Linked DNA regions of Homo sapiens: region 1 is linked to region 2. A link is an interaction called in ENCODE POLR2A ChIA-PET data of the cell type or tissue named here. Cell type or tissue: IMR-90. All regions are shown on one strand. Each heading gives the region's core, and the rest is flanking DNA. Links, peaks and the distances in the headings are about the cores only.

Region 1 (5,596 bases), core at 1,773-4,272, 340 kb before region 2:
CCAATCTCAAGGGGAAAAAAAGAAAAAAGAAAGAAAAAAACAACCAGAAAATGTGGCTGTAAATGCTAGCTCAGGCATTTAGGAGATACATAATTTTGAAAAGTTGCTTAAGGCCCAGTTTCTTCATCTGTAAAATGGTAACCATTATACTAACGTTTCCAGAATTATGGGAAATAAAAACATCTGCTGTGCACATAATAAGAATCTGTTGTAATTTCAAGGTAAAGTTAAATGCTTGTGCTGAAACAGGAGGATATTACATAATTCAACATGACAGATAGAGATTATGTTAAATATTGGCGTGCCTGGTGTTAGGATTGTTAGGTTCAGAAGTGGTTTAAAAAAAAAATCACTCATTTCCATTTTAGGAGTCAGTGGAAATGGCTATCTTATGGGTTTCCGTTGGAATTTAGATCCATTTTGTGACTCAACTGAGAGAAACAAACAGGAAGAGGCGCAACCTTGAAGTGAAGTTTACACATTGCCAAATCTGAATCAAACCAATTTTGGTAAATTCGTTGTGACTAATGCAGAATCTCAGCAACAGTTTGTTTAAACACACAAAGCAACTGTCAGGCTCTCTTTCTCCCCTAGAAAGAAGGGCAGAGGCAGTCATATGTAGAAGACCCTAGGCAGTCATATACAGAAGACCCACTGCACTCCAATGTAGCCCAGACCTCACCCCTACCTTGTGTGCATCCATGAGGTTCATGACGAGGTCAAGGTCCCCGTGCACGGGCTGGTCCTCAGCCAGCTGTGGCTCCACCTTGTATAACCAGTCAACCAATGCCTGCAAAGCATCCATGAACTGACCCGAAAAGAGCAGGGCTTCCTCCAACTTGTGCTGCCTGAGAAATGCACACAAACGCTACCATTTTTAGGGATTCCTTTTACAAATGGCCCACAATTCTGCCTCGCTGAAAGGGAATATTGCTTGAACCCTATATAGAGAGTGACTTCTATGTTAGAACAGTTAGAAATACAGTAAAGGCCGGGCGCGGTGGCTCACACCTGTAATCCCAGCACTTTGGGAGGCCGAGGTGGGCAGATCACGAGGTCAGGAGATCGAGACCATCCTGGCTAACACGGTGAAACCCTGTCTCTACTAAAAATACAAAAAATTAGCCGGGCATGGTGGTGGGTGCCTGTAGTTCCAGCTACTCGGGAAGCTGAGGCAGGAGAATGGCGCGAACCCGGGAGGCAGAGCTTGCAGTGAGCCGAGATTGCACCACTGCACTCCAGCCTGGGAGACAGAGCGAGATTCCATCTCAAAAAAAAAAAAAAAAAAAGAAATAGAGTAAAAAGTGACTGAGAGATGGTGAGACATTTTAAATCAAACCACCCTCTAGAATGGATTAAGGGTAGCACAGGGGACAGGTAGAGATACCCTTTAGGCATCTTATAGCCCAGTGACACACAGGCACACCCTAACAACCCAAGGTCTGTGTTAATCACCTCATATACCACTCTAAGTAAAAGATGATAGTTTTGGTAGTGATCTGGAATCAGTTCAACTCCTAGCTCTGTATCAGTTGTGTGACCCTAGGCTGTTTCTTCATCTCCTTGAACCTCAGTCACCTCATAAAAAAAAAAAATTGGAGTACAGGCCAAGTGTGTTGGCTCACACTTGCAATCCCAGCACTCTGGGAGGCCAAGGTGGGAGGATCACTTGAGGTCAGGAGTTACAGAACAGCCTGGACAATAGCAAGACCTTGTCTCTACTCAAATAAAAAACAATGGCTGGGCGTGGTGGCTGACACCTGTAATCCCAGCACTTTGGGACGCCGAGGCAGGTGGATCATGAGGTCAGGAGTTCCAGACCAGCCTGGCCAATATGGTGAAACCCCGTCTCTAATAAAAATATTAAAAAAAATTAGCTGGGCATGGTGGTGTGCACCTGTAGTCCCAGCTACTTGGGAGGCTGAGGAAGAAGAATTGCTTGAACCGGGGAGATGGAGGTTGCAGTGACCCGAGACAGTGCCACTGCACTCCAGCCTGGATGACAGAGGGAGATTCCATCTCAAAAACAAAAACAAAAAACATTAACCAGGTATGGTGGCACATGCCTATAGTCTGAGCTACTCAAGAGGCTGAGGTGGGAGGATCCCTTGAGCCCAGGAGTTGGAGGCTGCAGTAAGTTCTGCACTCCAGCCTGGGCCAGAGAGCTAGACCCTGTCTCAACATGACAAAAAAAAAAAAAAATGCCAGGCGCGGTGGCTCACGCCTGTAATCCCAGCACTTTGGGAGGCTGAGGCGGGTGGATCACGAGGTCAGAAAATTGAGACCATCCTGGCTAACACAGTGAAATCCCTTCTCTACTAAAAATACAAAAAACTAGCCAGGCGTGGTGGCGGGTGCCTGTAGTCCCAGCTACTCGGGAGGCTGAGGCAGGAGAATGGCGTGAACCTGGGAGGCGGAGCTTGCAGTGAGCCGAGATCGCGCCACTGCACTCCAGCCTGGGTGACAGAGTGAGACTCTGTCTCAAACAAACAAACAAAAAAAAGTACAAATAGGGTAGCAATATTGTAATATTTAGCATGGCATAGTGGGTACAAATAGATAAAAGTACAACTTTTAGAACCAAACTGCCATGGTTTAAACCTCAGCTCTGCCAACAGGGTAGCTGAGTGACCTTAGGGGAGTTAAGAACCTCTTTATGGTCATTTTCTCATCTGTACAATGGAATAAAAATGGTACCCACCTCAGTGGTTATGAGGATTAAATGATTATCAGCTACTGTTTGGTACATATTCAGTAGTAATTGCCCAGCAAAGGTCAGGTATCATTATGGTTAAATGAGGTAATGCATGTAGAGGCTTTGGAGTGTCCAAGAGCAGTCAATAAGACAGTTGTTGGTATTACAAATTGATGATTTACAAATACTTTTGAGTTACTGATCTATTATTGTTGGTTTGATTTTATAGGCCTCTCTCTAATACAATAAGGTTCAAGTTTAAAATGAGAATTTTTACACATTTTATTTAAATTATAACAGTCTTTGAACTAACTGGTGGTGTTAAGATGGTACAAAACCTCTTACTGATGCATTAGCTTTATCACCATTTTATAGAATCTGGTAAGAACCTCTTGCTTTTGGGATCCCGGTTAGACCCCTGAAGGGGACATTCATGCTCACCGCTCCACAGACTTGCCACAAACAGTATCCCATTTGTCTCTGACTTCTCCTAGGAAATTGTCAAGTTTCTGACTATCTTCGGGAAGCAAAGTCTTTTCTTTCAGTGCTCTGCCAGTTCTAATTGTGGTATCATACACAGGCTGCTTGCCACCAAGAGTCTTCTGAAACTCCTATGTTTCCAGAAAGAAAAGAAAAAAGTGTTAAAAGTCAGACGACATCTTGATTTGGAACAAAAGAATTTGAGTTTTCAGGCTAGAAACCAAATAAAGTATGAATATCACCACTTTTTTTGAACTAAAATTAACCATAGCTTATCCTTAAGAAATTTATAATTTTTTGTTTATACCATATATAGAAGTGCCTGACAATTTGTGAAAGCCTACAGTTTTAACTAGTTACTCCCATAACTACTTTCCTTAAACTGTTATTTAAATGAGCAAATATCATGATTAGACCATCTAGATATAAAATGGAACCCTGGCTTCATCATTTTGACTTTTAAACATTAACCAATTGGTTTTCTTTTTACTAGCTCTGATTTTTATTTTTGGCAAGATACAAGCTTTAGCGAATACTATGGCTTGGGACCTAAGAGCAATTAACTGCTTTACCTTATGCTTAGAAAGCTGAAGTTTAATTTTGTCTGGGTCATTGGATATCTCTAGTTCTGAGTCCAGGTGACTCTCTGCATCTTCTAGCCAGTCAATCAGTTTTTTCCAAGCTTCATGGAACTAAAATTACATAAGAAATAAGTTAACAGGAATGAATATACACACTATACAGCACGTTTGAGAATCATCCCAGAGACTCAATACATGCAGCCCAAGACTCTTCAGTGAATTAGTATCTTTCTTCCCCAACTTACTTGTTTTGCCCGCTTCCTGGCATCATCTAGTGATCGCCCTCTTTCAATAGATCGCTGGACAACCTTCTCCCATCGAGACTGCACGCTCACCAACAAATTCTTGATCAGAACAACATCCTGCTTTTGGCTAAGGAACTTTAATTGATTCCCAGTTTGATCCAGCTCAATGATCTGGTCTCGATGAGCATTTACTTCATTAGCAAAAACCTGAGGGAACAATAGTGCTCTTTTTTAGCTTAAGATAAGATAAAGGGGCATTTCTTTCAATTAGTGCTTTCAAAAAGAATGCAGCATCATAATATCATACTTACCTTGTGCTCTTCTATCTGGGAAAGGACAGTATTTAGAATCAGGCTTGGTGGAGAAGCGATGTTTAAACTCTGCTCTGCTAGAGTGAGCCAGTTGATAAATTCTTGTAGGGAATTCTGGAATTCTGTTGCCAAGTTGAGGGCCTCTTCCAGCTTTGACTGAATTTCAAGTAAAACACACACACACAGAAAGAAAAAGCGCCAATTTCAGGAATTATAGGCTCAGCGACAAAGGCATGAATTGTACAACAAATGAAATGACCTCTAAAAAGGAAGCCTCATTTAATCAACGTCCAAACATGCTTTATTTGTAAAGAAGGGGACATTTTAATGTTAGTGTCTGAAACAAATGGGCAAGAACTGTGTACATGGAAAAGGAAATAGAGCACAATAAGCAGCTAAGTTCCTTTCTCTGCTACTCTCCACTTCCTTGAACGGGAATAAGACTATTCAATAACTGTAAGTGAACAGACCCTTTAGTGGTGACAGCTGCAGGATCTACAACCTGCTTTGGGTAATGTTTCAGTTTCCTTTAATGTACTTTTTGTGGTATAAAAACAGCTAAATGAAAAGCAATTTACTATGAAGATGATGTTCAATGTAGTACTCTTTGTTTAAATACATGTTTTCAGAAAATATGGCATATGAAAATATGAGTCTAAAAATTATGCTTATGCTATAAGAAGAAGAGGTAACGAAAGAAGCCAAGACATTCTAGGCAAAAATCTGACAACACTAGATGTAGATTTTCAGACACTTTCATTTACCTAAGAATGGCAACAACAAGAGCTCATTCAGGGAAAAGGCTACTCCTCACAAGTACGCTTCAATCCCACAGAGTTCATAAGCTCCATCCTCAGAGACCTACACTAACCTTTTGGTAATGACTTCTGCCTCTGGCCCCCCTACTAGGCAGGCAAAGTAAAAATGACAGGCTGACAAAAATGAGTATTTCCAAAATATTCACAGAAAAAACTCCAAGATGTACACCAAAAACGTTAACTGTTGTTAATTCTACCTGACTGGGTTGTAATTTCTATTTTCCTCTTTGCGCTTTCAGGTTATTTTTGTAACCACCCCCCACCAAAAAAAAAAAAATTACAATAAATGTTATAAAAATGTACAAACCCAATCTAAACAAATCAGGTGGAAAAATGAAATCCACTTCAAATATATATAGAAATGTTTAGAAATTAATATATTACAAGTTCCTAGATGATAGGAATTCTTTCCACATCATTCTATCCACATATTCTTTATATATTTTTTATATCTACTTTATAGATA
Region 2 (4,006 bases), core at 6-2,505:
AAGAGAGATGTGTTAGGCAGTAACAGATGGTATAGTTGGGTGTGCAGAGTAAGTCAAATTATGAAAAGCCCTGAAAGAGACAAAGAATCAGAGATTAATTCTAATTTACTTCAGAAACTGAGAAGCTCTGGAAGAAAAAAATATTTCATCAGAAGTAACAAACTGTACTTTCAGAAGATACACACCTGAAATCCCAGCGTTTTGGGAGGCCAGGGCAAGAGGATGGCTTGAAGCTAGTTCGAGACTAGCCTAGAAAACATTGCAAGATCCCATCTCTATAAAAAAAATAAAATAATTGCCAGGTGCGGTGGCTCACGCCTGTAATCCCAGCACTTTGGGAGGCCGAGGCGGGCAGATCACGAGGTCAGAAGATCGAGACCATCCTGGCTAACACGGTGAAACCCCCTCTCTACTAAAAATACAAAAAATTAGCCGGGTGTGTGGTGGGCGCCTGTAGTCCCAGCTACTCGGGAGGCTGAGACAGGAGAATGGCATGAACCTGGGAGGCGGAGCTTGCAGTGAGCCGAGTTCGCACCACTGCACTCCAGCCTGGGTGACAGAGTGAGACTCCGTCTCCAAAAATAAATAAATAAATAAATAAATAAATAAAATAATTAGCTGGGCATGGTGGCATGCACCTTTAATCCTAGCTACTCCGGAGGCTGAGATGGGAGGATCATGTGAGCCCGGGGGTTTGAGGTTAGAGTGAGCTACACAATGGTATCAACTGCACTCTGACATGGGTGACCCTGTCTCCAAAAAACTGGAATAAACATTCTTAGCTACCACAAGCCATTTACCAGGCCAGAAAATTAGTAAATGCCACCAATAGAAGCCAGACGAGAGAGGCTTCAACTCCAATCAAAACCATGAGAGTAAAAACAGGAGCTCTAGCATTCCATACAACCTAGTCACAACATGGCTCAATATATAATTATCAGAAGCTGAAAGGGCCAACCTTACTTAGAAAAAGGAGTAAAGACTGGGTGTTTTCAAGAACACTGAGAAAACACAACAGACTCCTTACAATCTATAATTGTTCATTTGTGACTTTTGATCTTGGGATGTTTCTGTTCTCAGATATGCACTCTGAAGTATTCTTTCCACCATGATCTCTTAAACCTGGAATTGGCACTGAAAAATACCAGTATAATAGGCTTACGCTGGTGCATTTCCCTGGTTTGTATTACGTCATTTGCCAACAAGCCCAAGACAAGGCAGTAGCTCCCATAAGCACTGTTAGCACATGGACACATTTTATTATTTCAACAGCATGAATGTGGCCAAAACTTGTGATTTCCCAGCAGACTGACTTGACTCACTTTCTGAATTAACAGTGTTCATGTCCAGAAGTAGCACTTACTCTTTTGTTCTGGCTAAAAACTATCCACTCCAACTCTAGGACTTTGATCTAAAAAGGAACTTAAAAACTGAGTGTAGGCCAGGCACGGTGGCTCAAGCCTGTAATCTCAGCAGTTTGTGAGGCCAAGGCAGGATGATCACTTGAGGCCAGGGGGTTGAGACCAGCCTGGGCAACATAGTGAGACCTTTTCTCTTCAAAATACTTAAAAATTAGCCAGGCATGGTGGCACATGCCTGTTAGTCCCAGCTACTTGGGAGGCTGAGGTAGGAAGATCACTTGAGCCTGAGAGGTGAAGGCTGCAGTTAGCCCTGATCTCACCACACTGCACTCTAGCCTGGGCAACAAAGCAAGACCCTGTCTCAAAAAAAAAAAAAAAAAAAAAAGAACAACATCCACTAAAAAGGATAAATAAGCTGAATCTACATATAACCAAAAGGTTGCTTCAGAGCGTCACTTAGGTAAACAATCCCAAATCCTCAACCCATATTTTCCAATCACTGTGTTAACAAAATTTCATCATTTTGTACTATTTTAAAAATTATTTTTGTATTTATTTCTTGTATTTTTTGTATTTTATTTTATTTTGTATTATTTTTGTATGAAAATTTCAATGTGATTTATATATCGTAAAACTTCTCCCATAATAAGGGGAAAAGAAATTCTCCACAGTTCAGAGATCTGGAAATGTATGTCACTTAAAGTGTGTGACTATACTTCAGAAACTAAAACTAACAACAATAATGATACTAACAATTAAAGCATTTTCACAATTTCTCACTTAGCCCAAGTCATCTACTGTGATTTTAAAACTCCCTTCTGTGATACAATGTGAAACCTTCACCCAGAAATCTGGAGCCTGGCTCTTAGACAGTAATTTTAAGTCTCTGTGCCTAAATTTATTCATCTGTGTAATACTATCCTTCAGGATATTATAAAGCTTAAATAAGATATAAATCAACGTTTTTCTAAACATTAAAGGTTCCTTCTGGTAGGAGATAGAAAAAAAAAAAAGGAGAGAAAAGAGTTAAAAAATAAAATAGGCCAGGTGCAATGGCTCACGCCTGTAATCCCAGCACTTTGGGAGGCTGAGGCAGGCAGACCACAAGGTCAGGAGTTCAAGACCAGCCTGGCCAACATGGTGAAACCCCATCTCTACTAAAAAAAAATATAGAAAAAATTAGCCAGGCATGGTGGCGTGCACCTGTAATCCCAGCTATTCAGGAGGCTGAGGCAGGAGAATTGCTTGAACCTGGGAGGCAGAGGTTGCAGTGAGGTGAGATCGTGCCACTGCATCCCAGCCTGAGCAACAGAGCAAGATTCCACCTCAAAATAAAGTAAAGTAAAATAAAATGGAACATTAAAGGACAAATATATGCCCAGAGCTCATTTATATTCTCATGAATCCCAAGAAATTAGTATTATCATCCCTATTTTAACAGATGAGAAACCCAAAAGATGAGAGAAATCTTTTCCAAGGTCACACAGTAGAAATTAACTGGCAAAAACTAGGACTGGAGCCCACAACAGAAGAAATCCAAAGCATAGTCTTTCTACGATATCAATTTTGTACATTAAGTAATATGCAGACTCTTCACTTGTAACCCTCTGTGCAGTAAGTTTTATAAGTTATTTTCTGCACTAGGATAAATGAAAATTGGTCCTAACTAGCTTCGTATAACCCACAACACTTAGTGACAATTCTGAATTTCATAAGTACCAGATAGATGTTACCAATGTTGAAATGTGAATGTTCTCTTTTATTCCTAGCCCAGCCCAGCAAGTAAAGACTATTTAGTCCTTAAAGCTTTGTGAAAACAAAAGTCTAATTCTGTCTTAACCAACCACCATCAACCAAGTGTGCTGGTTTTTAACCACCTCTTTAAAACCTAAAACTATGCTCATATGTGACCTGCTTCTTCAGTAGAGTTGGTCTCTATCCTAGGAGAGGAATAAAATCCTGGTTCTCCTACCTCCCTGACTATTCCTTCTTAATTTCCTCCGGCGTGAACCGCGAGGCAGAGCTTGCAGTGAGTGGAGATCGTGCCACTGCACTCCAGCCTGGGCAGCAGAGTGAGACTCCGTCTCAAAAAAAAAAAAAAAAAAAAAACCCTCTCATGTCACCTCCTTTGTCAAATCTCCCAGGTAAATCCAAATAGGGTTTCAGCCTTCCTCTGGCTTCCATACTATCTCTGTTCTAGCACTTATCACAGTATGACAACTACTTGTTTGCAAGTATCTTTCCCTTACTAGATGGAATAACCAAGGGCAGGAACCAGATCTCATTCAGAATTCTGGCATCTAACATTGTGGCACCTCCAAGAGAGACTTTAATGACTGTCAGAGAATTGGGGAAATGAAGGATATACCCTGGTTCTCTTGGCTGCTGCCCACTCTGAACTGTTAGAATCCAGTGTTATTATCTAATGCCTCCTGTTTACTGGCCAGCTATCTGAAAGAACCTTTGGGACATTTAGGAAATAAGGGAGAGCATTTATTTCCATGCTGAATCATCTAATCCTGCCAAGACCATGCTCACTGCCACCACACAGAAAAAAAAAAAAAAATGGTTGCCAAGCACAGTTCTGGAAAACCCATACTTGACTACCATTCCTAATACAGCTGCACTACACACAGCTCTGCTTC

Evidence for each region. Peaks named below come from ENCODE experiments on the same cell type or tissue, not always from the same donor. Only the 100,000 strongest peaks of a DNase experiment are listed, where the experiment ranks them.
Region 1: POLR2A ChIA-PET joins it to region 2 with 18 read pairs; 1 of 35 experiments calls an interaction of 5 or more read pairs at or near these places.

What each region holds. Positions count from the first base shown.
Region 1 is chr1:39,446,304-39,451,899 of GRCh38, reverse strand. It overlaps MACF1 (microtubule actin crosslinking factor 1), which reads right to left. Exons shown (of 101, transcript NM_001394062.1): 81 at 4,313-4,468; 82 at 4,002-4,208; 83 at 3,748-3,867; 84 at 3,137-3,306; 85 at 689-848. Among named protein-coding and RNA genes, the nearest start is that of BMP8A, 43 kb to the left of the region's middle. In IMR-90, for the core only: no CTCF peak of the experiment used is centred there; no DNase peak of the experiment used is centred there.
Region 2 is chr1:39,107,971-39,111,976 of GRCh38, reverse strand. It overlaps a transcript of MACF1 not described here. Among named protein-coding and RNA genes, the nearest start is that of NDUFS5, 84 kb to the right of the region's middle. In IMR-90, for the core only: no CTCF peak of the experiment used is centred there; DNase peaks (open chromatin) are centred at 906 and 1,226; H3K27ac peaks cover 729 bases.